Regions from separate parts of the Homo sapiens genome. Here region 2 is linked to region 1. A link is an interaction called in ENCODE POLR2A ChIA-PET data of the cell type or tissue named here. Cell type or tissue: PC-9. All regions are shown on one strand. Links, peaks and the distances in the headings refer to the core of each region. The heading gives the core; the rest is flanking DNA.

What was found. ChIA-PET counts read pairs that join two places held together with the same protein. Peaks named below come from ENCODE experiments on the same cell type or tissue, not always from the same donor. Only the 100,000 strongest peaks of a DNase experiment are listed, where the experiment ranks them.
Region 2: POLR2A ChIA-PET joins it to region 1 with 7 read pairs; 2 of 35 experiments call an interaction of 5 or more read pairs at or near these places.

What each region holds. Positions count from the first base shown.
Region 1 is chr1:113,514,343-113,517,270 of GRCh38, reverse strand. The region is part of intron 1 of MAGI3 (membrane associated guanylate kinase, WW and PDZ domain containing 3); the gene reads right to left. Among named protein-coding and RNA genes, the nearest start is that of MAGI3, 130 kb to the right of the region's middle. In PC-9, for the core only: no CTCF peak of the experiment used is centred there; a DNase peak (open chromatin) is centred at 1,580; H3K27ac peaks cover 1,212 bases.
Region 2 is chr1:113,403,401-113,406,328 of GRCh38, reverse strand. All of the region lies in intron 1 of MAGI3 (membrane associated guanylate kinase, WW and PDZ domain containing 3), which reads right to left. Among named protein-coding and RNA genes, the nearest start is that of MAGI3, 14 kb to the right of the region's middle. In PC-9, for the core only: no CTCF peak of the experiment used is centred there; no DNase peak of the experiment used is centred there.

The DNA.
Region 1 (2,928 bases), core at 183-2,682:
GTTCCCATATACTACACCAATTCCCCCTATTATCAATATATTATATTACTATGGTATATTTTTCACAATTAATGAACCAATATTGATACATTATTGACTAAAGTTTATATTTTATTCAAATTTCCTAATTTTTTACCTAAAGTTTTTTTTCCCCTTTTCCAGGATCGCATCCAGAATACCACATTACATTTACTTGTCATATTTCCTTAGGCTTCCCTTATCTGTGACAGTTTCTTAGACTTTCCTTGTTTTTGATGACCTTGAAAATTTTGAGGAGTAGTAAACAGGTATTCTGTAGAATATCCTTCAATTGTAGTTTGTCTCATGTTTTTCTCACGATGAGACTGGGGTTATGTGTTTTTGAGAGGAAGACGAGTAAGGTAAAGTGCCATTCTTATTACTTCATGTTAAGGATACACACACTATCAATATGATTTATCACTGCTGAAGTTAACTTTAAATACCTGGCTAAGGTAGTATTCATCAGATTTCTCCACTGGAGCATTATTTTTCCCTCTCCTATACTGATTGTGCTCTTTGGAAGGAAGTCACTATGGGTAGCTCATACCTAAGGAGTGGGGAGTTATGTCCCACACCTTGGGGGCAGGTAGTTACATAAATTATTTGGAATTCCTCACAGGAGATTTGTCTACTTCACTTCAATTTATTAATTTATGAGATCATTTATTTATATCAATATGGGCTCATGGATATTTGTTTTATACTTTGGGTTATAATGCAATACTATTCTATTTATTTTTTTTGCATAAATTATTCCAGATTTGGCAGTTGAGAGCTCTCCTGTTAGTTTCTGTGTCCCTTTGGCATACTCTTATAATTGTGGGGGATTTTTGTCTTTTTTTTTTTTTTTTTTTTTTTTGTGAGAACTTCCTTAGTTTCTGGCACTACAAAATGCTCCAGGCTCATCTTGTAGTTTTTTCCAACCCAGTCCTAGAATCTGCCATTTCTAAAAGGAGTCCTGGTTCCTTGTGTTGGAGAATATTAGAAACCAAGATTTGAATGTAAGGTCTGCTTACTGCTACTGAGCAGTCACTGCTTCTAGACCTTGTCAGCTGACAGAACAAGGAAATATGTGTGTCTATTAATCTATGTACTATATACATATTGATAAATATCCCATCTGTACCTACATGAAGTTAAACATGAGTTCACTCTTCTGTTGGAGATAGAAGGATGATGATTTTTCTGAAAGTCGTGACAATTTTTCATTGTCACAAGGGAGTGGTATACGCATCTAGTGAGTGTAGCCAGAGATGCTGCTAAACATCCTATGGTACACAGGACAGTCCTCCAGAACAAATTAATTACCCAGTTCAAAATGTTAACAGTGCCAGGCACAATTGATCTATAATAGTACAATTCAACAACCTGCACATGCCTACCTCTGTGGAATGATTTCAATAATCAGTACCACGGATCATCATGATACACAGTCACTACATATACTGTCTTTTAAACTAAAAGGTAAATGTAACTTAAGCCTTAAATAATTCCCTCACTCAAGAACTATGAGTTTGTTTTTATAATAGTGACTAAGCACACAGGCTTTGGAATCAGACAAAACCTGAATTTTGAGTCCTACCTCTGTCATGTATTTACCAGCTGAAAAAATGGTCTTGAACAAAATACTTCTCTCTCTGAACCCAATGTTCCTTATCTGTAAATGAAGATAACATCTATTCCATGAGGTTGTGTTAAGGATTAAATGAGATAATCATGTAAAAAGCTGGTGTGCTGACTGGCACAGAATTTGTATTCAAAAAATATTCAATCATTTTTGGAGGTCATATATAAATAAAAAAACTTTAACGTTTTTAATGAAATGAAGTTCTTGACTAATTTTAGACAAACATTTGAGAAGAGATAGTAAAAATTCATTTCCTAGTCTTCATTCTCTCAGTCTCTTTAGTCAAAGCTCTACATCAAGCCATGCTACTAGTTTACAGATCAGATTCCAATACAACAAATGTCAAATCACAAAACTCAATAGTCCCAAACATTATAGATTAGTTAACTATCACAACAAAATGGCAAACATCAAAGGCCTTTGGAAGTTTGCTGCCGTGAGATCAAAAAAAAAATTTTTTTTTACCATTTTTACTCAAGAAATGGTTTTCTCCTTCTCATATCTACATTTTGCCACTGTGAGGTTCATCACAAGAGAAACTTTTATTCAGAAACCAAAATCAACATCTATTCAAAAAGCTATATTGTATCCACACAGATTTACTTACAAAGATGCACAATATATGCCTTAAATGTCAGGTAAGGGCAATAAGGGCACTGACCCAGAACTACTAGATGTGAGAATTTAGTGAAGTATGAAAATTCCTCTCTTAGTTTTCTTCAAATTTTACACTGTAATATTATTCTTTCCCATCTTTCATATCCTGGAGTTACATTCTAGGATTGGAATTTGGATTTGTGGTTTAAGAAAACTACAAGGGTACAAATGTTGCTTTTCTTTTTTATTATTATACTTTAAGTTTTAGGGTACATGTGCACAATGTGCAGGTTAGTTACTATATGTATACATGTGCCATGCTGGTGTGCTGCACCCATTAACTCATCATTTAGCATTAGGTGTATCTCCTAAAGCTATCCCTCCCCCTCCCCCACACCCCACAACAGTCCTCAGAGTGTGATGTTCCCCTTCCTGTGTCCATGTGATCTCTTTGTTCAATTCCCACCTATGAGTGAGAATATGCGGTGTTTGGTTTTTTGTTCTTGCGATAGTTTACTGAGAATGATGATTTCCAGTTTCATCCATGTCCCTACAAAGGACATGAACTCATCATTTTTTATGGCTGCATAGTATTCCATGGTGTATATGTGCCACATTTTCTTAATCCAGTCTATCATTGTTGGACATTTGGGTTGGTTCCAAGTCTTTGCTATGGTGAATAG
Region 2 (2,928 bases), core at 220-2,719, 110 kb after region 1:
CTACAGGCACGTGCCACCACACCCGGCTAATTTTTTTTTTTTTTTTTTTTCTGTAGACAAAAGGTCTCACTGTGTTGCCCAGGCTGGTCTCAAACTCCTGGGCTCAAGCAGTCCTCCCACCTCAGTCTCCCAAAGTGCTGGGATTTACAGATGTGAGCCATCATGTCCGGCCCACTATTTTTTTTTAAGATGATTTTTTTAAAGATGGGGTTTGGTTTACTAAATGCAATCCAGTTCAAATCTCTAAAACAAGGGCACCAAATTAAAAGTAAAATATTATCTATCTTGAGGCCAGGCTTCTGGAATATTTTTAAATCTAGAAACAGAAAAAAACATATATACGGATGTTCTGGGGGTAAAGAGCAGCTCCTGAATATGTAAGCAAAACCAAACACAACAGAAAAGAGAATACCACTCTGGGTTTATACCTAACTCCTCAGACTGAACAACTCACAATGGAGAAGTTAAGAGCACTGCAATCAGCTGACAGGATCTATACAAGGTCAGTTTTTTCTTTGGAAAGCAGAGAAGCATGGGAGAAGCAATCGGAGTACAGAGAAAACAAAACTGCAGAGGGAGCAAATCAAAGGCAGCAGAGAAGTTGAGGTTGTGAGCCACAGACACAGACAGTCCAGATCTACAGTCTGCACCTTAGCAGTTACTAAAGGCGTAGGCAGGAGCTACAATAGTAAAGAGACAGATATCACCAATGCCCCAGTATTGTACAAGCAACTACAATAGTCTCCACAATGTTTATACATGAAAAATATTACTGAATTTTTAAAAATGTATTTATAAGTGGCATTCCTCAAGACAGCCTTCAGTCTTTTTTTTTTTTTTTTTTTTTTTTTTTTGAGACAGTTTCACTCTGTTGCCCAGGCAGTATGCAGGTACAAGCATGGCTCACTGCAGCCTCGACCTGCCTGGGTTCAAGTGATCCTCCCACTTTAGCCTCCCAAGTAGCTGGGAATACAGGCACACACCACCATGCCCAGTTACCTTTTATTGTATTTTTTTGTAGAGATGGGGTTCCGCCATGTAGCCCAGGCTGGTCTTGAACTCCTGGGCTCAAGCAATCCACTTGCCTTGGCCTCCCAAAGTGATTTCAGGCGTGAGCCACCACATCTGGCCTTTCAATCTTATTCTAGTGTAAAATGTGTTGGGAGAGGGAACTTGGACTAAATACTTACAAGTTACGAATACCCTGCTCTGGAAATTCTCATATATCACACTTCACCCTGCCTTCTTTAGCTTATTTATCTACATCAGAAAATCTGAACTCAAACTTTTAACATACTGCCTCTTTTTCATGAGAAGATGGCACATAAGCATAAATAAATAAACAAAATTAAAAGTAAATAAAATTCCAGGGTATTCTATTACAGCTGGCAACACACAGAAATTCGTAATTTCATATAATTCCAAGAGCAAGAAATAAAATAGGGCTGAATCTCATGAAAACTAGGCTTGTAGGATGATTCTAGAATGATTCTAGACCTTGGGGTGAAGAGTTTTGTGGCCCTTCCCTCCAGTGCTCTGCTATTAACACCACTCAGTTCTACATCATGCATTAGGTTTTTCTCATCGTTTCACTCATAGTTTCTTCTCCCATAATTTTAGTTTGTACATGGTTTCTCATGACCTCTCCAACTTTGATTCTCCCTCCCCGCCCCCACAATCAGTGTGATATGTTCAGGAAATGCCAACAACTACCACCATAGTCAACTGTGATAACAGTGAAAAGGGAGCTGGGAAGATATGCACAGTAGCAAACCACTATATAGTGTTTCTACCATACAGATATAGTAGATATAAAGAAATTCAAAAGCATAGATAATTGTAAAATGTGGGCAAATAATTAGGAAATAATTTGTTTTGAGTATTTATCTTTGTTTTTATTAAATTATTATGCAACTTAATTCTTAAAAATGGCTGTTTGACAACTCACAAAATTCTTGAAAATTTAACAATTGGTCTTGCAAAAGAATACAGCCAACTCACTTCAAAACCTCTCAGCTGAAGCTCCCACCCTTAATTGGAAATTCTTTCCTTTTTGTCTTAGTTCAAAAGACAATAAGCCCCACTCATCTTTTTAAGCTACAGAAATCACAGGTTGCTGACCAGCCAATAAACTGGTTGCTTTGGGTGAGGTGCTCTCCCTGCCTGTGGCTTGCAGGGGAGGTTGACGTCAAATGATATCAAACATAGATGTCTCAGCAGCAGTTATGGGAGGTGGGAGAGATACAAGCTAACCTAGGACAAAAAGTTACTACAGATGTTAAAATCCCTTGGCCCTATGATTATTCCAACTACAGGCCATTATGAAAAGAGAAGCTCACAGAAATGACAATGAGCCATCAAGAATGGGCTAAATTGTAATTAATATACTATGTTTAAGAAGATGAGTGCCTGGGAAAGGATCAGCTATCACTCAGCGACTTCCTCCTTGTAGTATGCCTTCCTGAAACGCAGAAGTTGGAAAACTAAAAACTGTCTTTTCCAGACTCCTTTATAGCTAGTATTCTGGATGCAAATCTGATTCCACCATTAAGATGCAGGACACAAGATATGGAAGGCAGAAGTAAAGCAGAGCCCCATTGGCCTGTAGCTTTCAGCAGCTTTCAGCTTGTACACAAGGTCATGAACATGTCAGTATCCAGTCTCCAGCTTTGAACTAAAACAAAAAAGAGAGAATTTTCAATTAAGGAGTAGAACCGTCAGCTAGGAGGTTTTACAGTGATGCAATGGAGTTGGCTGTACTCTCTTGCAAGGCCAATTATTAAATTTTTATGAATTTCACAAATCAGTTGTCAAACACAGCCACTATTAAGAATTTAGTTGCATAAAATTACAATTAAATTATATTAAAAACATAATTAATCATTTTCTAATTATTTTAGAGACAATGGCAAAGGCAGCAGGGACCAG